Linked DNA regions of Homo sapiens: all the other regions are linked to region 5. The links are chromatin loops, found by intact Hi-C in ENCODE. Cell type or tissue: PC-9. All regions are shown on one strand.

Region 1 (4,000 bases), 100 kb after region 5:
ATTTCCTCATTGTATAAGACAGTATGTGCATTGTAACGCCGGCCCTAAAATAAACATACGTACATATGCACACAGGCATACACATATATAAGGCATCATTGGTTGTTAGGCAAATTCTAATTGAAACCACAATCAGATACCACTACACAGATAGAATGGTAAAGAAAACAAAACAAAAACAAAAACAGAAAACCTGTTAATACCAAGTGCTGGTGAAGATTTGGAATAACTGGAATGCTCATACCTTGCTGGCGGGAATGCAACAATGGCTCAGCCACACTGGAAAAGCTTGGCAGTTTATTATGATATTAAACACATAAGTATATAATCCACCAACTCTACTCCTAGGCATTTAACATAAGGTAAATGAAAATATTTGTCCATGCAAAGACCCATTATGAATGTTTATAGCAGCTTTCTTTATAACCCCAAACTAGAAATAACCAAAAAACTATCTGCTGATGAGTGAATAAACAACTGTGGCACATCCATACAATGGGATGATACCCGAAAGTAAAAAGGGAAAAAACTACTCACACATGTACCAACATTGGGGAATCTCAAAAGCATCATGTTAAATGAAACAAGCCAGACACAAAAGGCTAAATACTGTATAAATCACTTACATGACTTTCTAGAAAAGTCAAAACTAGGGGACAGAAATCAGATCAGTGCTTGGTGGGGTTTTGGGTGAGAAAAGGGAATTGGCTACACAGGGACATAAAAAACTTGTTGAAGTGATAGACTTATCTTGGTGGCAGCTATATGACTGCTCATGTTGCTAAAAACTTGTACTTATGCTATAAATAAAAATGATAGATTTTGGTTTATGTAAGATGTGCATTTTTTAAAAAAGAACTGTACACTTAAAGGAGTGGATTTCTCCACATGTAAGTTTACCTCAGTAAACACACAAACACAAATGTCTTTCTAGAAAAATGTACTTTAATACAAAACTGAATGTTTATATTTAATCTCTTTGAGCTATTCCTGCTTTGGCCTGTTTACAAATCCCACCCACAAGGTACTATCTTTTATGGAAGACTTTGTAATGTGAGTAAGGATACCAGAAAACAGTAAGTTAGTAATTTGTTCCATTCACCATCACTCTGTTACACATTCAGACAAAGCATGAGTGTGAAAGGATTTGAGCCTATTACCAAGATTAATGGAAACCCAGATGGGGGACTCCTGAAGAACTAACAGCTTCATCTGAAATCCAGTGGAAAACAATTGTCTCAGAGTCACGTGAAGTGCTACAAAAGCCAAAACATAACTAAGTCCGACTGCCTTCCGGGCATGGTTTGACAGCCTTGTGGGGTCTGAGAGCAGAAGCCTGAGAACAGAGATTTATGCCACAAATTAAGCTCCTAAAACTCCAGTGGAATATTTTGTGAGCCCCTTGGCCATATGTAACTGCACTGCTAACTGTCACTACAAGAGAACATTCTAAAAATGATGTGGAATGGGGTGCAGGACAGGGAGCATTTAATTGAAAAAAAAATCTTTGTAAAAATAAAAAAAATTTAAGAGCTATTTTGCAATTCTAAAACTTGCCTCATGTTCCAGTGATGTCTGAACATGCTTGGGGCCATAATTTAAATAATTTTTTTCTCAACCAGTGGGGTGTAATTTTTAAATTACTGAAGATGTCCAAAGATAGTCATGATTTTCATCTATGAAAAACAAGACATTTTCTGAGAATTTCTACTTGCCCTACCTATTACTCATTTTTTAGACAGCTAAGACCTTTGAGGGTTAAGAGGCATAAATAACATAAAGAATGACACTGAGAAAACACAAAATGAAGAACAGAGCAAAACTAGAAATTCTGTCCCAAGTGGGTCTTAACTGAACCATATGCAGTATTACATATTATTGAACAGTCATGAGTTTCCAATTCGCTATAATGTTTTCCTCTGTGCTCACAAGTTGTTTGGTGAAGTCAAGCAAGCTAGCAAAAGGAAGCACTTATTCAGAGCCCATTTGAAAGAGGAAGAACCATGAACAGTGAATAAACAGGTGGAGGCAGGTATATTACAAAACTCTATGCATTTTGAAGGTTTGTATCAATATGAACAGGGCTTTCTCTCTAATCCCAGGGGCAGGATTTCAAAACATAGGCTTGGCTGGAATATTTATCTAATTTCTCATCACCTGACTAAAGCCAAATCCTAACCACAATAATTGGTCTATTAAAAGATGTAGTTCTAGCAACTCTGGCAGATGAATCATTCAGATACACGCACACACATTTATGCTCCTCTTGGCTACACATAAGCAAACAAAACAAAACAAATAAACCACAGAGAAGGCAGAATGGGTGTAAGAAATTCCCACTCTACTGGTCCCTAACTCTCTATCTTTAATACATACTAAAGGCTAAATTTATATATATATAGATGGCTGTAAGAAGAGACAAATATCCCGGGAACATTTCCTGCAGAAAGACTAGTATTTCCTTTGGTATATAAGTGAAGAGTTTCAGAGGAAATTGGGAGAAGTACTTTCCTTTGTGCAATTCGTTTCTTGGACTGGCACTCCCGTTCCCCTGTTTATTTTTGCTTATCAGCCTCCTTAAGCTCCAAGCACAACCTTTCCTTTTCCATTGTTTTCATTTCTTTGCCACCTTTTTATTGATACATCTCATTCTCATTAATGTAGATTATGAATTATGATCAAGCAGTATCAAGCCCTTTTCAAGATACAACAATACTGAAGGGTTCTCGAAGAGGGTTAATATATACACACCTAGTGGTAGGGCCAGGGCCGAGGTCTCGCCACTACTGGGCCCGTTTTTTCCTCACTGCTGCTTTGGGGACACAGTCCCACGACAGCCGCGTGACATCGTCCAAGATGAGAATTTGCTGTTAGCGAAGGTCTTCCAGAAGAGACCAGAAATACTGAAAATGATTTTTCCACAGCCCCACGGACCAGAGCAGGATCAGTACCTGCTTCAACGTTCCACCCCGCAATCACCTGCACCAGGGACTCAGAGACCCGGCAGCAGCATGGTTCGCACCACAGTCCCCAACTCGGTCTGGGCCCTGGGAAGTCCTCTTCACAAAGCCAATACACTTGGCCTGCGTGTGAGGCCTCTCCTCACAGTCAGGGCGAAGCCGCGGCTGCTCCAGGCCCCCTGGTGCCACCTGAGGCGGAGGCCCGGGCCCCACCTGCGCAATCGCCTAGATCCTCCTGTCTCGTTAGGCCCTGCTCCTCTGCCATTCCCGTGGGGGCTGCTGGGTAGGGCTCCGGTCTCCACCCTCCACCCTCCACCCTCGCTCTTGTGGGCGTGGCCTTCTCTCCATGTGGAACCCATTGGCCTGCAAGTGATACTTTAGAAATGGAGACCAGGAATCATGCAAAATGGATGTTGGTCTTTTCTGCCCTGTCGTGTCAGCTGATTCTTCTACTTGGCCTCCTTCTGTGGTTACTACTGCAGCTTTTTCTTGGGTCCTAGATTACTCCACCATCCTCCTGAGATTCAGTTGCAGCTGAGAATCCTGGCTTTTACCCTGCCAGGGAGGGTAATGGGATGTTTCAGGGTGACACAGCTAGGGTCAAAGGACAAAGAATAGACTTTGATTCTTTTCCACCACCATAGACAAGAGAAGCAAGCCTTCTTGTCCAGGATTGAATACAGTGCCAGTGCTGTAGTTTCAACTCCACTGGCATTACTCAAGAAAGCAGCCAGGACTGATAAGTGGAGAATGGGGCAATAATATATTTTATTCACAATTGTTACCTTAAATATTACTTATGAATTGTTCTTTACTTGAAAATGAATGCAAAGCAAGACCTAGAATTCCTGCTCAACAGTGTCAGCCTGTGTGGAATTACCATGCCATCAATAAAACTCCTAATATGATATGTTTGTAATTTTTACATCAATAATTATTAATTTGTAACATAATATAGTTCTACTTGGGTCAAAACAACTAAAAATGTAAAGATTTTCTCTCTAATTTTTCTCCCATAAAAAAGACATTTGTTTCTCTAG
Region 2 (4,000 bases), 390 kb after region 5:
GTGTGGCAATCCGCTGGGGTCACCTTCCATGTTGTGGAAGCTTTATTCTTTTGCTCTTCGCAATAAATCTTGCTGCTGCTCACCCTTTGGGTCCACACTACCTTTATGAGCTGTAACACTCACCACAAAGGTCTGCAGCTTCACTCCTGAAGCCAGCAAGACCACAAACCCACCAGAAGGAAGGAACTCTGGACACATCTGAACATCTGAAGGAACAAACTCTGGACAGGCCATCTCTAAGAACTGTAACACTCACCACAAGGGTCTGTGGCTTCATTCTTAAAGTCAGCAAGACCAAGAACCCACCAGAAGGAACCAATTCCGGACACAGTAGCATTGGGAATTATGTTTCCAACATGCACACCTTTGGGGGACACATTCAAACCATAGCACTACCATTCTATAGTTTTCCCTGAAGCCATTACATCGCTTCTGAAAACTATTACTTCTATTTTTCTCTAGCAGTGCCCAGGCCCACTTTGTTTGCTAGTCATCTTTCTAGGTTAAAAACCTGGTGCATCCAAGGGACTGTGGGTGCATTTTTTTTTTTTTTTTTTTGAGATGGAGTCTCACTCTGTCGCCTAGGCTGGAGTGCAGTGGCGCTATCTCGGCTCACTGAAACCTCCACCTCCTGGGTTCATGCCATTCTCCTGCCTCAGCCTCCCAAGTAGCTGGGACTACAGGCGCCCACCACCACGCCCGGCTAATTTTTTTTGTATTTTTTAATACAGAAGGAGTTTCACCATGTTAGCCATGATGGTCTCGATCTTCTGACCTCGTGATCCGCCCACCTTGGCCTCCCAAAGTGCTGGGATTACAGGCGTGAGCCACCGCGCCCGACCTGTGGGTGCATTTATTTTCCTCAACTGCGCTACCCACATTCTCCATTCCCTTGTGTAGCAGGTCAGCTTCTGAATCCATCCCTCTTCCCACTCTGTGTGATCTCTGCTCCCTTCATGGAGACCATTAGTTTACTGGTACAAACTTTACTCTTGGTGGCTTCTGTGGAAAATGAAAAGTATGATTCGCCATACAGGAATGGGAGTTTTTGCATCAGATGGAAGATGGAACTGACACACCTTGAGGTTGTTTTCTCAAATGGGTTCCCTCCTCTGAGCTGAAGAGTCATCAGAGGGGATCAGGTGAGGTGACCTATGAGGAAAGTGCTTTGCCAAGGTGTGGTAAGTCATTGTTGCTACCGCATGAGGGGTGGGGAGCAATGCTTGAAGGGGATCCTGTAGGGACAGGGGAGGGAGAGAACGGGAACTCTACCACCTTTCCAGTACCATCAGAAGGAAAGGAAGGGCAGAGTGGTGAGGGTCTGAGGGGAAAGGATTTGCAAAGGGATTTCAGTGTTCAAAGGCAGGGATGCCGACCAAGCTTTTTAAGGTTACAAAGAAGAGAGATAGTCAGGCTTTTCTAATCAGCAGGGTCCTATTGTGACGAGTGGGTAGAAATGAGGAAGATGAGAATCCAACCACACGGGATTTTCAATATTGAAACCAGAAACATTCTGGACAAAATAGGGTAGTTTGTCACCCACCCAAGAGTCTGGCAGGAGCCTAGGAGTAGCAGCTGCTACCGGGACAAGGAGACATGATTTAGGAACCTGAAGAGTTTTCTGGATACACTGATTGAGGTTATCTGGTCACCCTCCTTCTGGCCAGTTTCACTGACAAAATAGCGTATACATATAAACTTACACACATACATATATGCATATACACATACATACATAAAAAACATATATGTATTTATATGTATTCCATTGATAAGCAGTGGGTTATAATGATAAGAGTTTGGACTCCAGAGCCAGATTACTTGGGTTTATAGCTCAGCCTTCCCACTTCCTGTCTGTGTTACCTTGGGCAAATTAATTAACCTCTCTGTTCCTCATCAGAAGGTTATTGTGAACTTGGAAGCGAGTTACTATACGTAAAATGCACTTGGAATAGTGACTGACACATAATACACACTTCAATTTCAGCTATTAGAATTACTGGTTCCTTTGTCATGCCCTTCCATTATATTGGACCAGCAGATCTCTGTGCCTCCACTTTTCCCTGTGCCTCTCAGCCTCTCTCTGCCCTTGCTCTCAACAGTCAACTCTTCAGATCAAATTCCTATCGAGTTAATCACCACCATCTCTGCTGGGCAGAGCTTTGGCACCAAACCTCACCTCAACGAGGCAGCTGCTTAGTTCATAGATTGGGCATACTTTTTGCCCAATCAGCACTGTTAATAATAATTGAAACTTATAAAGCATGCTAGCAAGAGTAGCAGAGTCAGGAGTTACCAGATGGGTGGCCTCAAGTTTTCTACAATGAACCCGTATGGCATTACATTTGGAATTAAGGAAAAGGTTATTTTAAAAATAGACTATTTTAAAAATAGTGTGGGTAGACCATGACCCTGCCTATTATGAAAGCCCATGGCCCCAGAGACTGCACGAATCATTTATTCTGGCCAATGTCCTGGTGCAGAAGTGACCGCCCATTGATTGAGGACAACCTCCTGGTTTTCAGTTAGCTAAGAGCTAACCTAGGGCTCCTGGATCTTGCTGTCTCCCCTGGTGACTGTTGGTAGCTCCCACCCACTCTTCCACTGTGGCCTCCAGTATCCGGCATTATAACCATTTACAGGCTTCTCATCTTCAAGAGGGAATTAGCTTCTCAAATACAAAAGCCAGTTCATCTTCCTATTCATGGTGCACAGAACAGCACCTGGCATGACGGAGGCACGTGATACCTATGTGCTCAGCAAATAGCCACACCCAGGGAGGCCAGGAGGAATTTTTCATTGCGGGGTTTCTGAAACCTCCCATTCACTCATTCATTCATTGTTATTCATTCAAAAGTTATACTTTATGTCCACTCGTGACCATACAAAAGAGTCTTAGACTTTGTTTGCAAGGATTTTATTGTCTATATGCCTGGAAATGTAACTCAAAAAGAAAAAAATTAAAACTCAACTAATTACCCTCCTTATCCCCTACCCCTGAGAACCCATATCTAACTACAGATTTGATAGCAAATCTACAAAGTTGAGACTTCAAAGTAAAAGCAGCAAAATGAGTCTGCTTATATCTTCACTGAGACTCAGAAAAATTACCCACTGCAATTCAGAGGCGGCTACGGAAAGGAGCTGTAGTGGTTGGGGGTGGGTGAGAAGGGGCAGAGATGCTGAAACTCAAGAGGAGTTTTGGCTTGGTAATACAGACCCATGGGCCACTCAAAACCCACTAGGAGTTTAACTGGCACTAAAATCTGGTTGGCAAAGGCCAACTTTTAGCTCTGCCATTTAATTAGAGCAGAATTCCCCTAGTAAGTGAGGGAAATCGATACTTTTTCACCTAACTGCTTGTCCATTGAAATTACTGTGCTAAGAAAAGCAAGGAACTATTAACAAAACGAAAGAAAAATGTGGCATTGCCCTTGTCAAGCTTTTGACCCAAATATTTACACCGCATTTTATATTTTTTTTACTTCCATTATTCTGAGAGGGATTTTGTAGTTTTTCTGACATATGCCAAAGCAGGTTTTTACATTTTGCAAGTATGCAAATAGCAAATGGAATAAGAAATTCATGCAGATGCTTTCCCAGATTTTCAAATGCAGAACATCGTGTTATGCTGGTTCCAGAAGTTATAATTGCACTTAAAAGTCCTGCCTTGGTGTGGCATTCAGGGACTTTAGGGACTGCACACTAATTCATGTCTGACTTTGTAATCAGCCCTATTCATAAGAACTGGCTTATAGGAAACACATTTCTTCTTCAGAAGGAGAAGCGGTGATTAATGACAACTTCAAGAGTGCCTTGTGGGCCCTGTAAATAGATGGCGCTCTAGCAATAGGCTGGAATTTCTGCCCCCGTCCCAAATTCCCACTCTTGCTTCCTGAGAACCCCTTCCCGCTATTACTGTGCAGAAGACAATATCTCCTGTGGGTCAGCATCTTTTGTCCCTGACTCCCTCTCTCCTTCTCTCCCTGGAATCTCTTAG
Region 3 (4,000 bases), 130 kb before region 5:
CCATCCTTCCTGACTACAGAATTGCTGGATCCAATTTTTTTTTTTTTTTTTTTTTGAGATGTAATCTCCCTCTGTCGCTGGCCTGGAGTGCAGTGGCGCGATCTTGGCTCACTGCAACCTCTGCCTCCCGGGTTCAAGTGATTCTCCTGCCTCAGCCTCCCGAGTACCTGGGACTACAGGCGTGTGCCACCACGCCCAGCTAATTTTTTGTACTTTTAGTAGAGACGGGGTTTCACCATGTTAGCCAGGATGGATCCAACCTTTGATGGACACACCATAAGCAGTGGGGCTCAGGACATGGAGAAACGCCATCACATGCCACTATGCCACATGCACATTGATTTTATAACACATCCTGGTTTTAGAAATATTAAAATGGAAAAAAATTGTACATCTTAAAACTAAGAACATCACATGGTCCCCCAAATTTCCATTAGTCCACCCAAAGTAAATATACAATCTAAATAAAACAGTACCCTTGCTATGAAAATTCAATTTCAAGATAAGTTTTCTTGTCCCATATTCCAACTGCATTTTTGCTTTTAGAAAGAAATTCCAGAGCATGTACTACAAGAATGTCTTAATGAGATTTTGCCAAAATAATGCTGCCTACCAAATAATCTCAAAACTTGGTAGCTGACAACACAAGCATTTGTTCTCCCCATTCACTATTTTGCATGCTGACTTGCAGTTCAGCTGGTCTAGAATGGACTCATCTAGTTGTCTTTGCTTCAGGCTGTGGGCTCGCTGGATTCAGATCTGCTATATGTGTTTTTATTCTGGGGCCCAGGTTAAAGGGGCAGCTCTATCTGCAGTATGCTCCTCTCATGGTGATTACCAAAGCACAAGAGCCAAACTGAAATGCACAAGCTCATGGAAGACCTCTTCATGTCATGGCCACTAACATTCCATTCACTATAGAAAATCATATGGCCAGGTCTGGCATCAGTGGAGTCAGGAAAACAAATTTCACCCACACAAGAAAGGGAAATAAATAAATATTTGCAGAACAATAATCCTATCACAAAAATATGGCATTTGACAATGAGACTAAACATGCTGTTAAGTCAAGATTTTTTTTTTTTCAGTTTTTTTTTTTAGCTTACTCTTGAGTTAGCTCAGACAACACCACTTCTACGTATCTAATTTTTGTCTGGGGATTTTCCCCTTCCCCTCTTTCAGTCCCTAATGTCTGGAAAGGGTTCCAGGCTTGTCCTAAGAGTGACACACATCACTCAAAGTCCAATTACATTTCCTTTGTCACAGTGCTCAATGCATTTTATTTATTTATTTTTTTCTTTTTCTTTTTTTTTTTTATTATACTTTAAGTTTTAGGGTACATGTGCACATTGTGCAGGTTAGTTACATATGTATACATGTGCCATGCTGGTGCGCTGCACCCACTAACTCGTCATCTAGCATTAGGTTAGGACAAGGCTGATGAGACCTTCTTTTCAGCCCTCTACAAAGCCAGGTCTTCTCCTGGGCTTTTCAGTTTTGTCACCCAATTAATGGCTATGCTTGATACCTCAGATTTAAAAACTTTACCACGGATAAGATCTTTACACAGAAATCATTGTCAGGAGTAGAGTATAGTAGAGTATAGTAAATATTAGATCTTAAAATATGAAAACGCTAGGCTGAGGAAGTAGAGTGGAAGGCACTGAGAACCCCTATTCACAGCTTAGAAGTTGGCGTTTTATGTTGTTTGGTAGTGTAGCCATATCTTACACTGCTGTATCTCAGACCTCAAACCATAGGCCTATAGAGGCTGCAGCATTATGGAATTTGGAGGAGAAATTCAGGATATTGAAACACATGCCTGCCTTTTGTGGCCTTTTAGAAGGCACAATAAAGGTCCCACCAGAATTAGACAAACTGATGTTGAACCTTCTATATCTGAAATCAGAGAGGAAGGAAAATACAATTTGGCTAAGAGATGCCTTTCTGCATGAACCCTGTAAAATAAGGAAGATGAGAATTGGGTGATCTGGAATTTTGCAGGTTTAGAAAAGTTTATTCTTACCGTAATCATAAATTAGTGCAAACCTAATCAGGAAGATAGGGATCGTATCAGAAAATACCATTAGAATGTGGGGCTAACTTCTTTTCCGATCACTGCTGAGCATATCTTGTTCCCTACGTGACAAAGAGGATAATGACCCACATTCTTAAGGTGCGGCTGGTTGGTGCCTGAGTGCCAGATGAGTTTTCTTACCTCAACTATTGTTTCAAATTGCTCTGGGCAGTACAAAGTCGAAGGTCACTAAGGGAAAGACTTCAGGGATGGACAGAGCACCGGTCTTATCACTGAGAAAGAGAAATTCTCAGGCTGGAATCCAATTTCAAGGATCATGACTCAACAAGATATCTGGAGACTGGCTTATGGAGTTCAGTATATGAAACTAGGTAAGACCTCAAATGTTCCTAAAGGAGGAGCCAGACAATTCATAGGAGGAATTGTCTATGAATGTTTAGTCTCTAAGAAAACCCTGAGGTCTAAGAAATGTTGTCAACAACAACAGTAATAACAACAACAAAAACAGGCTAATAATGGGGACAGTTTTGGCAATGCCGTGTTAAGATATGGTCACAGAAAACAAAAGACCAAGAGGATTCTACCAAAAGCAGAAAAGGTAGCCATAAAGGCAGAGGACAGGAGCCATTCTCTCAGAGGGAAGAGCAGGAAGAACTTGACAAGCTGGGCAAGGAACTCATTCTCCTGCTGGGACAGGCAGCCCTTCCCATTCCTGTCCAGCTGTGTGTGCATTCATTAATTCAGCAAATACTACTGTACCTACTATGTTCCAGACAATGTAGAAATACATAAGTAAATAAAATAGAATTTGATACATGCATTGAATCAATGATTACTAATGTTTCCCATCGCACCCTGTTTTTTTGGTTCTCTCTCCACCATTGTATATTGGGCATGTTGGGTACCTTGTGAGAACTGCACATCACCCATTAATCTTAAACTTGAAGTGGGGTGAAACCATCAAATGAGATTTTACTTTTTCTTTCTGGAGACTGAGTGAGTATATTATATATGTCATATATGGATGTGGGACACTCTCTCTCTCTCTCTCTCTACATACACACACACACACACACACACACACACACACACAGATATACATATTAGCACTAGAATTGTATATGAATGTTAGGCAGCCAAGAGATTAACCGCAGTGGGTGGTTGCTATTTGTTTCTCCATCACCTGTTTCTTCTTCTTTCAGTACCAGACCTAATATTTTGTATGGGATCTACTTCTTCTCAGTCCACACAGTCTAGGTATGGGTCCACTTACAGCTCTAGAAATGAAGTGCATGATGTAGTCCTAAGTCATTCTGATTGCAGTGGTTGATTGAAGGATGGGTATGAATGGAGCAAGTCCAGTTAAAGTGAATCCCAGGATGTGGACCATGTTAGGAAAGACTCTCACTAGTTACTACTAGATTTTAACCTGGCATTAGGTAGCTCATGAGCTTCTGACATCTTGTGAGGATGAAGGAGGAGTCTTTTTGAGAATGAAGCCAATACAGATGAAAAGAGATAAACTGAATCCTGATAACATCATGTGGGTAATAGCATCCTATCATAACTGAATCTAGGTCTACACTTGAATACTTCTCTTTCTGAATCAGTAAGCTGACATTTTAATTACATTCTACTATCTGGTGTTTGATTTTTCAATTACTTAAAAAACAACTTTATGTATGTGCATGTGTTTGTATGTATGTGTACAGAAAAGACAAAGACATGCTACTGGCACTTTTTGAGGGTCAGACTGTGTAGGCTTTAACATTTATTATTCATTTGTTTCTTTATACACACAGATATTATACTTTAAAAATGTCCATACATGAAGCTATTGACAAAGCCTTATGGAGTCTGGAGTAGTTACAGAATTAGAAACACATGATTGATTGACCATAACTAAGAGTGCAGAATGTCGGAATCTATTGGTTCAAGTAAATAAGGAGTCATAAAAAACAC
Region 4 (4,000 bases), 180 kb after region 5:
AAAGCCAATCGTAAGGCATTCGCCGTCTCTCCCTCTTGCCATGAACCCACCCTAGTCCAGAGGTGCAGCTCCTGGGGTTGCTAACTCAGTGAATGGCCACACGCCCAGGCAACCACCAATGCTAAGGCACACAAACTACTTTCTTCCTTCCATTTTCAAAAGTCAAAAGACCACAGGTCCCTGTCAATGGTGTGTCCTTTATGGCTATCTCATCATCTTTCTATTACTAGGGAAACTTCATTTCAATGGCTTGCAGCTTCTTTCAACTCCAACCTGTTATAAAATAGATTCAACCCTGTTTTTCCCCATGAGCTAAAACAAACCAAAAATCTCTGAGCGTAGATATTCAGTATCTTTATAATTGACTACAACATTTTTTTTTCTTACCTGGTCTTCCAAAACTCTTTAGACAATATCAACTTTTTTCTAGTCTAGTGGCAGTCCACCCAGAACAACTATAACTGCACCTAAGAGCTTGTTAGAAATGCACATTCTCAGGCCCCACCCTACGCCAACTCAGCCAGCTCTGTGATTCATAAGCCTGCCCCATGATCCTCCGGCACACTGAAGTTCCAGAACTACTGCTCTAGGCATAATGCTTTATTTATTTTCTTACAAACATATCACATCCTTTTACGTCATACCTTAATTCTAGAAATTTCCTATATCTGGAATGCCCTTCTTCTTAGTCATTTTTAAAATGTCTTTCTTTCATTTAGGAATCTTTCTAAAAGTAGCCACTTCTTAAGACTCTCCAATATCCTCAGGCAGGATTAACAGCTATGTTTTCTTCCTTCCAAAGTACTTTATTTATTTATACCTTTCTATACTATCATCTGACTTATAGTTAAAAATGACGTGTTTCTCTTGAGAACTCCAAATTGATTTTCCTTAGTAAATGATAGCAGAGAAGGAGCTGTACCTTCCTCAGCAATAATAAGTACTCAATAAAAGAACTCAGGCCAGGTGCGATGGCTCATGCCTGTAATCCCAGCACTTGGGGAGGCTAAGGAGGGTGGATCACCTGAGGTCAGGAGTTTGAGACCAGCCTGGCCAACATGACAAAACCTCGTCTCTACTAAAAATACAAAAATTAACTGGGTGTGGTGGCTGATGCCTGTAATCCCAGCTACTTGAGAGGCTGAGGCAGGAGAAACACGTGAACCCGGGAGGCAGAGGTTGCAGTGAGCTCAGTTTGTGCCATTGCACTCCAGCCTGGGCAACAAGAGTGAAACTCCATCTCAGAAAAAACAAACAAAAAAAATACATTGTTACTCTTATAACAAATAAAAGGGCATTTCCTAATCCAATCCCTTTTATATAAAATTTTGGATTTAAAAGTTCTTTTCATAGAGTATTTTAATGGAAAGAAATGAAAAACATCATATGAAAAAGATTGTTAACAATATGTACAAGCAACTGACTCATAAAAAAGTCAAATAGAATCAGTTGTAAAATTTCTGAACTAAGATTCACGGCACATTAAATCTAAACTGCAAAGAATTAAAACAACGTTTCAATGATTCTTAAAATAACCACATCATAAAATAGATTTGAGTTGGTAAACATAACACTTATCTCTTCCAGTTTTAATCGACTTAGGTTTTATTTTCTTAAAATTGAAGAAAATTGAGTTTTGTCTTATAAAACTTAAAATCTTTTTTACAAGCATTTATTAAATAAAAATAACCATTAATGATTCACACATGGGGCTGTTTCTACTATGATTTGTAGAGCACAGCTTTCCAGATTATTATTAAACATTCTAGAAAAAAGGATTGGATAATTTGTTATTGAATCATTCTGTGGTTCAATTTTCCAACTACCTGGCTACATGGGCTCAAAATGAAAAACTTTAAAAATGATGGTGTCATCACGAATCATGATATTATGAAAAAAATCTTATCTCCTTCAAAGGCAAACATAGCAATGTCATATTTCACGTCATATGTATAAAGCAATTGTGTTACTCACAAAACACCTTCAAAACTCATCGTTACTCATTTAAAGATCACAGGGTCCTTTTACTTATCAGAAAGGAGCATTTTCCTGCTGGTGTGAAAGCCACACAGCTAGTAAGTTCATTTGTTCACTTGTTTATCCATTGCCTTCGAAATGACTAGGGGATGCTTATTATGAAGGCAGCATTATTGTAGGTACAGAACATTTGCCTTTCCCCGCAGAAATTAGGCCCTGGTGAGGAAATAATACAGGTCACACAGTGATGAGTGAGTACTCTCACAGAGGGATGCAATTTCCTAAGCATAGGAAGTGCTAACAGAAGAGGCATGTGACTCAGAGGTATACAATTGAAGGATTGAAGAAATTTTCTCAGAACTGGAAGTTCCAGTTGTGTAGGTGAAGGGAGGGGAATGAGGAAGAAGAGGTTCCCAGCGGAAACAGTAGCATGTGTGGACTTGAGCTGTGTGGTCCAGAAGATAAGTATCCTTGGAGCAAACAGCGGCAAAGGGAAAACTGAGATGGAAAGATGGAGAGATTTAGGCCTGAAATATGAACTTACAGCAATCAGCATAAGAATGGTAATTGGAATTATGGGGAGATTAAATTACCTAGCCAAAGTGTGTTGAGTGGGGAGAGAAACTGTTCAGCCACGGAACCTGAAAATCACTGTCCCTGGAGGAGCTGAGAGAGCACAGTTAGCAGGTGGGAAGTGCGGGGAGGGACAGGAGTGGCAGGCAGAACACCCACCGGGAGGACACTCTAAAGGAAGGGATCGTCACTGTCTAAGGCTGTGGATGCAGACCATGCTGATAGAGAGAAGGATAGACATCCTCCACAGGCGAGTGTGCAGGTGTAAAAGGAAAGAAGCTAATGAACTTCCCGACAGAAAGTGTCTACTTTTCAGCAAAGCAGGGGTACAACTTTCTGCGGGACATGAAGGCCCATGCATGGAGTGAGAGGATGGACACAGCCACATTCAGGAGTGGCAGCATGAGTTCACCACCACACCCAGAAGCAGGACACTCATTTCTGGGTAGAAATCTTTAACTTTCAGTGAATCCAACACATGCAGTTGTATTATCTGATCTATCTCCAGCAGGAGACAGAGGAGCAGAGCTCGTGCACAGTTGGCTTGATTTTGAATGAGACTGACAATGCAGCTGAAACAGGATGGTGGCCAGGGCACAGTGAGGCAGGTAGAAAGCCTGTGGGAGCAAAATATAAGGAGGTGCTCACCTTCAGTGTCATGCAAGTGACTCAGATAAATGTCGTGAAGATGAAGGAGGAAGACAGAGGGAAAGACAAATGACCAAAAGGAAAGGGGTGTTAGGCGATGGCCTGGGCTCTAACCCTGCCTAGGGGAGGCTGATGTGCATTAAAGGTGAAAATGTTTGAGATGAAGAGACTGAGTCTGTTGCCCTTGCACAACCTGAAGTCACTTGAGTCGACGGCAGGAACCAGGAAGAGGAAGGCTGTGAGCTTGGTCCCGACATCCTCAGTGGATAAGAACAAGCTCTAGGAAGTCTGTCCAGGGAAAGGTGGAGGCTTCTACTGGACAACCTGACCTCAAGTGACCAGAAACTGAGTATGATGGGGGAGAGGTGGGTGCAGCAGTGGAGAGGAAGCTCTCAGGAGCTCTGGGGAGCTGGCCAGTGCTTCTCCTAACCGAGAGACACGTGGTTTTGGGGGATTGAGCTCCTTTGAGTGATGTGGTGCCCCCAAGGGAGAGTAAAATCACTTAAATAAGCATTAAATAAAAATTAAAGGAGGCCATTCTTGTGGGCTAAGCTCCTGCACTAGCCCCAACAGACCAGACTAAAAACTAAAATGGAGTCATTAATTCTGAGGTTCTTCTTCACCAAACCAAAACTGAGTTATCTGGTCTTCGGAGAAATCAGGAGAGAGAGATCAAATCCAAATTTCCCAAACAGGCCAGTTTCAATGGCATGCTAATGAAGTTCCCCATTGCCTTTAGTCCTTACAAAAAAAGAGTAACCTAATGTTAACAAATCAATTATTTCTCTATTCTTCTGTTTTC
Region 5 (4,000 bases):
GTGTCTTTTGTTGGAAAACTGGTGGTTTCCCAGAAGAGCTAAGTTTCTGTTCTAAAGCTCTACTCAGCAACCTCAGGATATTTGAGAGGGAGATGTGGGTTAGGGTTTTCTGTCTTTCAACCTTAACGTTAAGACATTTGAGAAGAAACCTTAAAGTTTAGAGAATGTGTCTGACCTATTCCCAGGGCTGCTTCATCTATGCTCAGTTGGGTGTCAAATTAAACAATGCTTTGTCTATTGTAGAAGTGTCAGCCAAAGCTGTCCTTGAGTGCCCAGTGTAGCCCTGTCCTGGATAATGGAGTTGGGAGGGTGGAAAAGAGAAGGGGAAGAATAGATAAAAAAAGCAACTTGAATTCTATAATATTCACGGGCCAAATGAAGTCAGTAGCCTTTTTGCTATGTAGAAAGATGACTACATTTTATTAGCCAGGAAATTCTCAAATTTCCAATATCACTGCACTAATAGGAAAGGTATGGTTTCAAAAGCATTCCTAACTCTTTCTTTCTCTATATATTTTTTTCACTTCAGGACCTAAAGTGCCTGAAATAAATTCTACCATTTTATTTTGTTCTCATTTATTTTAATTAATAGGTAGCAAATTGGGTTATCTAAAACATTTTCCTGGATGAGTTTATCAGCTCTATCTCTGAGTCCAGAGTTGTTTAGAGGCCCCTGAGTGGGTGTGTCAAGTGATGCAGCAGAGAAAAGCAGTATAGCCCAGTGCAGGGTCTCCACAGAGTGGCCCATGAACCAGCAGCATCACCTGTGGCTGCAATGTTCAGGTCCTCTCCACACCTACAGAATCAGAATCTCTGGAGGTGGACCCAGAAATCCGTGTTTTAAGAAGCCCTCTGAGTGATTCTGATGCACCACCAATATCAGAAACATGCTTTTACTATCCACAATCCATAATTCATGTATACTGAGCACTTACTCTCTATCTGGCTAGACTCATATATTTTGTCTACTAATTACAACAATCCTTTGAGGCTGATATTTCTCGACAATTTGCATCTGAGAAAAATGAAGATCAAAGCAATTAAATAATTTTTTTCCAACAGATCCATTATATTTTGTTTCTTGGGAACAAGAAGCCTGGCTGTATACGCTTCCTACCAAGAGGTGGAAGGACAGCCTGGCACTGAGCCAGTGGTTTGAGCTTTTCTCCCAGGACCAAATAGACACAATGAATGAGGTCCTATTAGCTATGACTCTCATGATCTCTGCTTCCTAAAAATGTCACTTATTTTTCTTAAGGTCTCAACATATAAGAATATGAGTACACTGTCTGCTGGACCCTTATACTGACTGACAGAACATGATTAAGAGAGGATTTAGTTAACTAATGCCCAGGCTGCACTCAGCATAGAGCATACATATTCTGGACACATTAAATTTTTCCCTGTAATTCCCTCTCCTCCTAATTTTTATTTTTCTGCGTTTTCAGGCTATTTTTTTCTTTCTAAAATGTCATACCAATTCCCACATGTATAAGTTACAACCCACTTTTTTTTCAAGTCCAGTTCTACGTCCTTTAGATCTTTCTTAAATGCTGACTTTGGAAAGTTCATCCTTCTCTCTGCAATACCCATGACCCTTTATCTTCACAATTCAATAACCCTCACAATACCCTCCGAGAGAGCACATTGCACATCACAGGTAATCCAAATTACTTGTTGAATGTAGGAACAAATACAACAGTGAAAAAAATTATACGCATTCTAGAAATATCCGTTTCTTTTAGTGCTGTTACCATATGCGATATGACTGCTATGTAGACATTCTATTTTATATTTTTTCCAGGTACATTCAAAGACTCTAATAGAGAAAATATTCTCCTCTCTAATATTTTATAGGATTTTATTTATTTTACTCTTCATGGTCAAGATCCTCATAAGAATAGTCTACAAATGCAAATGGCAAGTAGGTTCCGTTTTGTGTGCCAGTTTATACTCCAATAGGGTGGGCTGTGAGTCCTTTGCCATTTAACTCAACTGGAAAGCCTTCCGTGGTGCGCAGTGGTGTCTGCCATGGATGAGTGAGCCACAAGCAGCCATTCACAACCCTGTGTTCACCGATCCTCCCATGCAGTTGCCTTCACTTTTTAAAAAAATTATTGTATTTATCTTTCTTTTAACTACTCATCACTATTAATGTACTCATACCTCTCTCAGTGGGCTTTTGCTAGCTTTCTGCTGTGTGCCAGAGTTTCCTTCATGCTGGGTTAGGGAAATCAAGGAAGAAAAAGTCCCATGAGTAAGGGCAAGAGGTGAAATGGCTCAAAGATCTTTCATTGCCTGTTGTGACTTTGCCAGTTCCATGCCTGGAAATACCTGCTCCTCCAGCCTCAGAAGCCTTCCTGCTGCCTGCAGGTGGCACTGACCACCTGCCTGATGCCACTCACATGCTTTCCAAGCCTCAGATCTGGTGCCACAGGATTGCCTTTGTTTACTCCCTGGCCTTTCTCCAACCCCAGGCAGCCATCAGCTCTAGAATGGCATCTGTCTCCTGGTCTCGCTGTGCTGGAGACTGGGCACTTAGGCATTTTTGAATAGATGGATGGCCTGATGGATAAATGAGTGAGTACATAAATATTATAAATTTTGGCCCAATGAAGGACAATGCATCGTTATACAGTTCTAACTGTATCTACCAGTTCACTTGAAAATAATGGATCTGAAGAATGGTGAGGTAAGGGAAATGAGTGATTCCTATTTATTAGGGATTTATTAATCATCTCATTTCACCAACCGACATTCAGAGATCATCACAGGAAAGTGGGAAGCTGGGAAACCTGTTTCTGTCAACTTTTTATTCCATATAAGGATGGCCCATTACATACACATATCCACAGAACATGGGCTTCCTCTAAGAGGAGGAGGGCAATGGGTGCCTTTGGGGCAGGACTTGACTTCAAGTAGCAGCTGAACCTCAGTGATGGTCCCTGGACTTCTGCACGGGAGAAGGAGTTTTAACATATTACGAGAGAGCAATGGGCCCAGGGAGTGAGTCATTTCCTCCTTCTGGCTCTCTGTGGGGTTGGCCTGAGAGGCTCTGATTTGGAATGAATTTGGAGTGACCCCTGATGTGTTCTCGCCCCCCACCAAGTAGCCTTAAAAATATCTTTGTGCCTAACCGGATGTGAGTTAAACTAAAAAATGACTCTGCTAGCCAATAACGTAGGTCGTCAAACTCAGGGGCCGGTGTGCAGCTGGTGAATGATGTTTGTGTTGCCTCACTTACCAAAAGTGCCTCTTGGGGAGGGGAGAAATGTCAAGGAGGACATCTCAGGAAGAGGGACAAGTGTAGCCCTGGGCCAAAGTTTCTTAGAACAGCTACTGAATGAGGTTGCATCACTCCAATTACTGCAATAGTGGGTCCCATGGGAAATTGGAAACCTTACAGGGGAGCCAAACACACACACTCACATGCATGAACGCCCCACGATGGGTGCATTTTGTATTGGGATTCCTTCTGTGTCAGCACCTGACAAGTGCTGAACTTGAAGATTAGCAGGGTCACCATGGCTGCAAAGGTGTGTGTGTGTTTGCAAGTGAGGGTAGATGAAAAAACCACCTGCCCTCAAACACATTTCCATAGTGACAACAGGCTTCGGCGACAATGCACAGGCTTCATAATCAGCTGAGCATATCTCTGGGATAGGCACTGGGAGTATACTGGGGAGAAAAAGCCAGAAGAAGAGAGAGAGCCAGCTCCATTTTGCTAAAAGACAGATTAAATTTCAACCCCTGGAGGAAAAGAAAATGTGAAATTGAAAAATGAAAAAATGCTAAATACAGGGCTTATTTTCCATGCTTGTTGTTATTGTTTAAAATGTGTACCTGTCTTTTGAACAGTTGCAGAATGACAAATGCACATGCTTTGACCCCAGTCCTCCTGGATGCTGCCTGGCACAGCTGGGCATCTCTCTGACCTTTCTTTCTGGACAGCGTGGTGAAGGGGAGAGGGAAGCTTCACCCTCCACAATCTGTCTGATCC
Region 6 (4,000 bases), 200 kb after region 5:
CTTCTGCCGTTAATGTGTATTTCCTAACAATTTCTTTTCTTTACCTTCTTTCTAGCTCTCTTTTTCCTTCCAACAAACATTTATTGAATGCTGGTCTCATATTAAGCCTGAAGATGCAGAGATAAACATGAAATAATTTCTACCTTTTGGTGTTAATAACTTAGTGGAAGACTGATTTTAAAATTCAATAGGTAAATTAAAAATAAATAAGTAACTACAATAGGAGCAGAGTGATAGAAAAAAATGGGGCCTAGAATTGCACATACACACACACACATACACTCACCTGTCACTTATACAGAAATTGTTTAAGTAGGCTGCAAGGGCTCTGCCTTTTACCTTGTTTTTGCCAGGTCAGCATAGAGTAACTTCAGCAGTCTGGTGGGTGGAGTTCAAGTTGTTCTCTTGGTCTTAAGTGATGCAGAGCTTTCTGTAGGTATAAAGACAACTTCAGAATCTCTAGGCAGACTGCATTTCTTGAAGGAATGTTCAGAGAGTAAATGCAAAAGTCTGCTCAGGACAGTGGGTGGCTCAAGGGTAGACGCATTCTTTAAGAAAAGTCTGTGGAAGACAGATTTTATTAATACTTTTGACTTAATTAACACGTTCTACCACTGCTTTGTCATTATGTAGAATTAAGAAATCAGCTTGGCCAGCTCTTCCCTTTTGTTAGCCTTGAATAGTTGCTCTTTATCTGAAATCCTATTTGGGAATAGCAAAAGACGAGAACAAATTGAGTCACCGTGAATTCCATATTTCTACAACAATCCCCCACTCTGTTGAATAGATGTTTCCAGAAAGCACTGAATAGAGGAAAAATGGAATATGTTACAGGAATTTCTTTCCTCCAAGATTTTCAATTATCTTCCTCAACTTTGTGGAATAAAGTGGAGTACAAAAATATAGAAGTGTATGGCAAGGAATGTCAGTAGGTCATTTTGGCAGAATATAAGTAAATATACAGGTGGTGTAACTGCAAAACCACAAGGATTTTATTAGCAATGTGATTTTGGGAAAATGCAGATGTTGTTTAATGATCAGTTTCCTCATCTGTAAAGTAAGAATAACAAATAACTGCCTCAAGGGGGTAGGCAAGAATTAAATGAGAGAATGGTTGTAAAAAGTACCATTTTCTTGTTGCTGTTGTTGTTGTTTACAGAAGATCAAATATAACTTGGAAAATGTAGTCCCAAGGGAACTTTATCTCCACCCCTCACATTTTACTTGAGTGGTTCTATCATAGGGGATGCCATTCTCTTCTCTACAAGTGGTGTTTCTAGCTTTAAAAACCAAAAATTGAATTTAGAAAAATTTCATCTGCCCATTGTTGTCTTTCATTTATATGTAACTATTGACATGCAAACTGTACTTTAAAAAATTTCAATTGACCCATGATTTTGGAGAAAATTGTTTACAGAATTTATATTGTAAATGGTTTTGAGAGTATAAAAGCCATTTGAAGACAGAGACTTTAATGATGAGGTGCCACATTTTTTCTTGAAATACCTGAAGTTGACCTCCAACCTCTCTCACTGGAGAATAGACCCAGTGGTGTTGTTCTTGGGAGATGGGTCTTATTCAGTATCAGCAAACCATTTGACATCATCTCTCGGATGCACTAATTATCATAGGATTGTGGCTCTCTTTTGTTAGCTTTGGATTTTTTATTTTACCAGAAGTGTGATAAAAATCAACTACCTTTTCTTCCTCCTAAATCAGTCACTTGATCTTTACAGGCATTAACCTGTGTTCTTCACAGAAACTGATTTGTTTTGTGTTCACTTCAGTGTCTCCCACTCAGCGGTGTTGACAAATGTGTATGTTTTGTTTTGTTTAAGGATGTGAATTACTCATTCTAGACACAGCACACTGTTTTATTGTGTGTTTTTCTAAAACATACTTTTAGACAATGAAGCCCTTGTATACGCCTCACCGCACACACACGCACATACACACAACTAGTATCTATGCATCTTTGTAACTTTATCCCTATAAATATGACTCACTGGCTTGCTGAAGCAGAGAAGATAAGTTTAAATCAGGTAAATGCTGACAATCTAAGAATGATGAAGGGAAGATAAATTAATTGTTTGCTCAAGGAACTGACTGTTAAACTTTTTGCTTTCAAATTTGCATAGAGTGGAGCCTAGAAGCTTCCTGAATGTCTTCCTGCTGCACTTTTCACCTCCATTTCTATCCCTGCTAGCAAAAGAAGAGCCTAATGGTGACATCCCATACCTAGGGGAGCTTTTGAGGTCACAGGTAATTATGGGGGGGGGGATTATTAGTGAATCTGTCTTATAGGAAATATTAAAATTAAATTTTTTAAAACCATTATATCCTAATAAAAGAAGTTGGCAACTTGCTTTCTGGAAAAGTCAGTGGCAGTGGAAAGACAATAACCATGTGAGAAAGTAAGACAGGTATCTTGGGTAGGGCATGCCCAAGGGAGTAAGGTCAATGTCACCTATTTAACTGTGGCCAGTGGACAGGTTTGTTGAAGTTGAGCCTGCTTGTGGTGTTTTCCATTACACAGCACAGAAAATGGACTTAAACCAACAATCTTGGAGCATCACAGTGGCCTGAGCACATAAACTATACTTAGTTTCTGTGCTTACAATTTGTGTTAAGAGTTTTAAATATTAAGGCACATGCCAACAGAAACATTAATTTACAATGTTTTCAACAGAGAAAAGCAGTGACAGAGAAACCTACCTATTTTCCACTATGATGATTCTTATGCAAATTAAATATTTGATTGGTACCTTTTATTATTGTCTGGGTGAGCGGCAATTATTTTGCAGAGACTGTATTTCTAGATTCTTGTGTCTTCTGAGAGTTCGTTGTGAGCAATTTTCACTGGGCAATAGGTGTGTGTGCAGAAATAGTGAGAAAAAGTATTCCCATAAAGATTAAAGATGGAGCCGGGCACGGTGGCTGATGCCTGTAATCCCAGCACTTTGGAAGGCTGAGGCGGGCGGATCTCCTGATGTCAGGAGTTCAATACCAGTCTGGCTAACATGGCAAAACCCCATCTCTACTAAAAAATACATAAATTGGCTGGGCCTGGTGACAGATGCCTGTAATCTCAGCTACTCAGGAGGCTGAGGGAGGAGAATCTCTTGAATCTGAGAGGTGGAGGTTGCAGTGAGTTGAGATCCTGCCACTGTACTCCAGCCTGAGAGACAGAGCAAGACTCCATCTCAAAAAAAAAAAAAAAGATTAAAGATGAAAAAAATTAAGATTCCTTCTGTGGTGATTGTTGACAGTAATCTATGTTATGAAATATCTTTGGGGCCATTTCCAAAAACCTATATGATGCTTTTAAAGGAGAAGATATTATTTTCTTCCCTATATAGCTTTACTTCAATTCTTGAACTCTTCTTGTCATTTATGGATGATTGGCAATGTATCTAATTCAAAGCAAGTTTGAGAAAAGGAGACAGGTATTACAATTAGTTAGTGGTGGAGATAAAGTAGAGGGGAATTAGGAAAATGAGGATCAGTTAAATTTTTTTAGTAATGTGACTGAAGAATTGTGATTTTACAGAAAATGTGTAACTATGAATTGCCATAAGATGGTCAGGGGCTAAGACAGTAAGTGTCTTATTTCAGATATTACTGCCTCATGTCTTACCCTTTCAATAAAGTGAGAATACGTAGGTTGACAATAATGTGATATCATATAATAATAATTGAAATGTATTATCTTACCCGAATTGTTATTTTTATTTTTTATTTTATTTATTTATTTATTTATTTTTTGAGACAGAGTCTCGCCCTATCACCCAGGCTGGAGTGCAGTGGCAAAATCTCAGCTCACTGCAACCTCTTCCCTTGGATTCAAGCAATTCTCCTGCCTCAGCCTGCCGAGTAGCTGGGATTACAGGCGCCTGCCACCACACCCAGCTAATTTTTGTATTTTTAGTAGAGATGGGGTTTCACCATGTTGGCCAGGCTGGTCTCAAACTCCTGACCTCAGGTGATCTGCCCGCCTCGG
Region 7 (4,000 bases), 120 kb before region 5:
GAAAGATAAGCAAGTTTAAGGTTTAAATACTTAATACCTTGTTTTCTGAAAGCCTCAGAAGGAAAAGAAAAGAACAAAATGCCAAGCGTGTTCATTTGGATGGTAATTAAATTGCAGTCCCATTGCTGTGATTAGTATTCCTGTGCTATGCTCACTTTAAGGAAGTGGACAGGTTGGTGTTGGCCCTGAGGGTAATTGTTTCTGGGTCAGGTACTGTTAGCTCCACACTCTATGCCTGTATCTCCCATCACAGGTTGGATGTTATTGGCACCTTCCTGCATTTGCCAGTGCTCTAGGGATACAGATGGAAATGTGTTAGTATAAATCAAAAATATTCATATTGTAAGAATCACTTTAATAGGTGCTTGTAAGGTGAAAATTCTGGTTTTAAATTAAATTTTATTTTATTTATTTATTTTTTTACAAAATAATATATTATTTGGAAGCGAGGTGAATAAATTTGTATGTGGACTATAGGGGCCTTTTAAAAACAAAGAAGCACAGGTCCCTGAACCTTGTGTTTTCAAAATCCAAAGTTGCTGCACTCCGCCAGGGTGGAAAGGTCCTAGTGAGAGGGAATAGCAAGGGTTCTGAAATAAAACCTCCATGGAGGTAGAGAGAGGCTGGGGGCCATGTGCACCTTCGTACTGAAGCAGGTCATCAGGGTGCTCAGATCTCACCTAGGTGAAGCAGGCGGCACTGGGAGACCAGGCTTAGTGTAGGCTGGAATACTCTTCACCTCGAAGAACTCCTGGAGCTAGGTCAGGACTCTAAACTTTCTCCAGTGGCAAAGAAGAGCCCAGTAAGCAAGAACAGCACAATCAGATGCCTCGGCTTTTCCCAGCTGTCATCTCCTGCAGAGGCCTTTGTCTGCTTCCAAAGCTACCAACCCCCGGGGGTGGTGGCTGTAACCTCCTGCTTTTCGTGGGCCTCAGCTCGAAAGTGAGGTTGCCCACTGCACTTTGAGAGGTTTGTGTGGGTGTGTGCATGTATGAGCATGCAAGGAAAGGCTCTAGACTGGAGCTGAGGACAATCTCACAATAGGGAGGTGGCAGTTCCAGCCATTTATTTAGAACATTAAAATTAAATATTGCCATCTTTTTCTCTCTACCCTGGAGAAGTTGCATATATCCATAACATGAATATAAATCGTAGTGAAGTCAGTTAAGTTGCAGATTCAAAAGAGACACCAGTGTTCCTATATTAACTCAGATGTGTTAGAAAGGAAAAAAATGTATCTTCCCGTATTTGTCACCCCCTGGATTGTTTCCATGGTTATCCAATGCTATGAGGAGAGACACTTGGTTTTTACTCCAGGGTTTAGAGGGGTGAGGAGTTCCTTAATGATTAAGCTTAGCATTCTTCCAAATCGGACTATGTCTTCTAGTGACCCCTTTTGGGCTTAGTAAAGTATTTGTCACCTATCCCAGAGTTTCTGTAAAATTGATCAGGAAAGAGGTGATGTTGTTTCACCTGGCTTCCCTGGTGGTAGGAGCACCAGCACTCCAAGTCCTAATTTCAGGAAACTCTTTGGCTCTTTGCCTGTGCTTTTTAAGACCTGGGTGCTTCTGAAGAGAACACCTTCCTTCTTCATTAGGTGGCTCTTGCAGTCTGCCTCATATTCACGCCTCAGGAGTCAGAGAGCTTGACTCATGGGGCAGGGTTCTTAGTCCTTGCCAAGGAGACAGAGACAGCAGCCTTGGGCAAAACTGACATCACATGCATACTTTAAAAGGAAGCAAAAAACACAAGGTTTCTTTACTGAGAGTGTAGAAATCAACAATGACTGTAGCTTCTCTTGAAAGAATCCACTGGTATATTTCACTTCATCCAAAATAGAGCAAAATTCAAGGAGAGGCCACATGAGCTTTGGGTTAGTAAATTGAAAGGTGCCCTTGACAGTTGCCTCGAGTTGGAGTTAGTAACTTTCTCATAATGGTGAGTGGAGTTTTACCTTGCAATAAGTGCCACACATAGCTGACTTGCCTTCAGACATATTTCTTTACAGGCCTCTATCTTTCCCCTCTTTGCCCCGGTGGTATTTCCTGCCCTTTGGCTGTTTTACACAGGCATGGGCAATACCAAGTAATTACTAATAGGAGATTTGCCCTCTGAGCTGTCTTGAAAGTGCCCAGCTCTTAGCTACTGGACAGACCCTTTGGTAGAAGGCCATTTTGTATGTGCTTCTGGGAAGATTAGAAAGCTGAGATGGGTGGAGAGGTAGACATCAAGGCCAGCGCTTTCAAGATTCAGTTGGAGCCTCTATAAAATAGAAATTGAGGGAGACTCCTTAGCCTATAAATGTGAAGAAAGAGGAGAAAGAGATGAGCAGTGTTTTGTCCTGGGTGTGCACCCTGTGGAGATTTTGTATAGGAACTTAGGCCCCTTGGTTCCCTACCTGGTTTTAAAAGCATTGCAGTTACTTGGCAAGTTACCATCAGAGAACATCATAGAATTGTCTGCTATTTATGTTGAAGATATTACATGCAGGAGACATTTATTCTGAAAAAATGCCTTTTGAGAATCAGAAAAAACAAGGGCATTTAGCAGTTTTGACAAGAATTCTAGCTCACATAGTGATTTTTGGCTTGGTCATTGATAATCATTAACCATGGTTTTGCACCATTTACCCATTCAGAGCACAAAGCTCTTAGGTAGAGAGTCAATAATCAACGTTGAAATTGAAACATGTTCTGTTACCTTAATTCAAGGAGACAGAAAATAATTTTCAGAATTTCTGGCTTGAGAATAAATTCACAGGCCCCTAAATCTTCTCTCCTCTAAGGAAAAAGCACTGACTGGTCAAGGTTCTTCTTGGGGACCACCAGATTCCCCAGGCCTGCAATTTTCTCTAGTCCATCAATATTGCCTACATCCTTGGCAAAAATATGGTATTTGGTGTTTCAGATCCCATTCTAAGTTATCTTCTCTGCTTTTCTAAATGAGTGCTTCTCATTCTTCTAGTCTTTATTTCTTTAGTGTCAGTTGAGTCATCCTGGAGGCCGTGGATCTTGATCTCCATGAACTGTGAATAGAAACATTTCCCTGCTGATGATAAACTTCCTCATTTGATACTGTGGTCTGAATGTTTGTGTCCCCCACAAATTCATATATTAACAGGCAGGAACTTTGCAAGGTGATTTGATCATGAGGGCAGAGTTCTCTCATGAATGGGATTAGTGCCCTTATAAAAGAGGTCTGAGGGAGCTTATTTGCCCCTTCTACCAGTTGAGGTCACATAGAAAGCAGTATCTATAAGGAACTGGCCCTCACCAGCCACTAAATCTGGTGGTGCCTTGAATTTGGACTTTCCAGCCTCCAGAACTGTGAGCAATAAATTTCTATTGTTTATATGTTATCCAGTGTTAAATATTTTGTTAAAGCACCCCAAACTGACTAAGACATTTTATCTTCAGCCAAGGTGGCCTGGATCTTTCAATTACGTGTGTGTGTGTGTGTGTGTGTGTGTGTGTAGTGGCATGATCTCAGTTTACTGCAACCTCTGCCTCCCCAGCTCAAGTGATCCCCCCACCTCAGCTTCCAAATAGCTGGGACCACAGGCATGCACCAGCATGCACCACTATGCTCAGATAATTTTTGTATTTTTAGTAGAGATGGGGCATTGCCAGGTTGCCCCACCCAGCTGGTCTCAAACTCCTGAGCTCAAGCGATCTGCCTGTCTTGGCCTCTGAAGGTGCTGGGATTACAGGCATGAGCCACTATGCCCAGACTCAATTTTCTATATTAGACCCTACAGGAAGATGCTCCAGGACTGGCTTGGATGATTAGCCCATCAGTCATCAGCATGGATCCAAGGACCTCAGCTCTCTCCTTCAACTAGGTATCCATTACAAGACACTCTTAAACATGGAGGACTATCTCTGGGGCTCAGATTTACAGTGTGCATAACGTACAGGCCATGAAACTAATAATTTAATGCTCAGATGGAGTGAACAAAGGAAGAAAACATAGGCAGTGCTTGTTATTAATTCTGTATCAT

What was found. Hi-C counts contacts between places; a loop is a spot of excess contacts. Peaks named below come from ENCODE experiments on the same cell type or tissue, not always from the same donor. Only the 100,000 strongest peaks of a DNase experiment are listed, where the experiment ranks them.
Region 1: a loop joins it to region 5, with 6 times the contacts of the local background. A loop is called at or near these places in 2 of 110 quality-filtered maps.
Region 2: it touches region 5 in a loop (2.8-fold over the local background); 2 of 110 quality-filtered maps call a loop at or near these places.
Region 3: a loop joins it to region 5, with 4 times the contacts of the local background. A loop is called at or near these places in 2 of 110 quality-filtered maps.
Region 4: it touches region 5 in a loop (9-fold over the local background); 3 of 110 quality-filtered maps call a loop at or near these places.
Region 6: a loop joins it to region 5, with 5 times the contacts of the local background. A loop is called at or near these places in 3 of 110 quality-filtered maps.
Region 7: a loop joins it to region 5, with 5 times the contacts of the local background. A loop is called at or near these places in 2 of 110 quality-filtered maps.

What each region holds. Positions count from the first base shown.
Region 1 is chr7:41,146,592-41,150,591 of GRCh38, forward strand. LOC105375241 (a long non-coding RNA gene) reads right to left here and starts at 3,204. Exons shown (of 4, transcript XR_927190.1): 1 at 2,752-3,204. In PC-9, no CTCF peak of the experiment used is centred here; a DNase peak (open chromatin) is centred at 2,150; H3K27ac peaks cover 2,223 bases.
Region 2 is chr7:41,435,279-41,439,278 of GRCh38, forward strand. No RefSeq gene overlaps it. Among named protein-coding and RNA genes, the nearest start is that of INHBA-AS1, 260 kb to the right of the region's middle. In PC-9, no CTCF peak of the experiment used is centred here; DNase peaks (open chromatin) are centred at 1,043 and 2,143.
Region 3 is chr7:40,912,975-40,916,974 of GRCh38, forward strand. It overlaps a transcript of SUGCT not described here. Among named protein-coding and RNA genes, the nearest start is that of LINC01450, 65 kb to the right of the region's middle. In PC-9, no CTCF peak of the experiment used is centred here; a DNase peak (open chromatin) is centred at 2,307; H3K27ac peaks cover 1,995 bases.
Region 4 is chr7:41,222,320-41,226,319 of GRCh38, forward strand. No RefSeq gene overlaps it. Among named protein-coding and RNA genes, the nearest start is that of LINC01449, 120 kb to the left of the region's middle. In PC-9, no CTCF peak of the experiment used is centred here; a DNase peak (open chromatin) is centred at 2,312; H3K27ac peaks cover 2,094 bases.
Region 5 is chr7:41,043,341-41,047,340 of GRCh38, forward strand. No RefSeq gene overlaps it. Among named protein-coding and RNA genes, the nearest start is that of LINC01449, 56 kb to the right of the region's middle. In PC-9, a CTCF peak has its summit at 2,393 (motif pointing right); a DNase peak (open chromatin) is centred at 2,391.
Region 6 is chr7:41,245,760-41,249,759 of GRCh38, forward strand. No RefSeq gene overlaps it. Among named protein-coding and RNA genes, the nearest start is that of LINC01449, 150 kb to the left of the region's middle. In PC-9, no CTCF peak of the experiment used is centred here; a DNase peak (open chromatin) is centred at 1,972; H3K27ac peaks cover 2,251 bases.
Region 7 is chr7:40,920,823-40,924,822 of GRCh38, forward strand. It overlaps a transcript of SUGCT not described here. Among named protein-coding and RNA genes, the nearest start is that of LINC01450, 57 kb to the right of the region's middle. In PC-9, no CTCF peak of the experiment used is centred here; a DNase peak (open chromatin) is centred at 1,669; H3K4me3 peaks cover 1,011 bases; H3K27ac peaks cover 2,482 bases.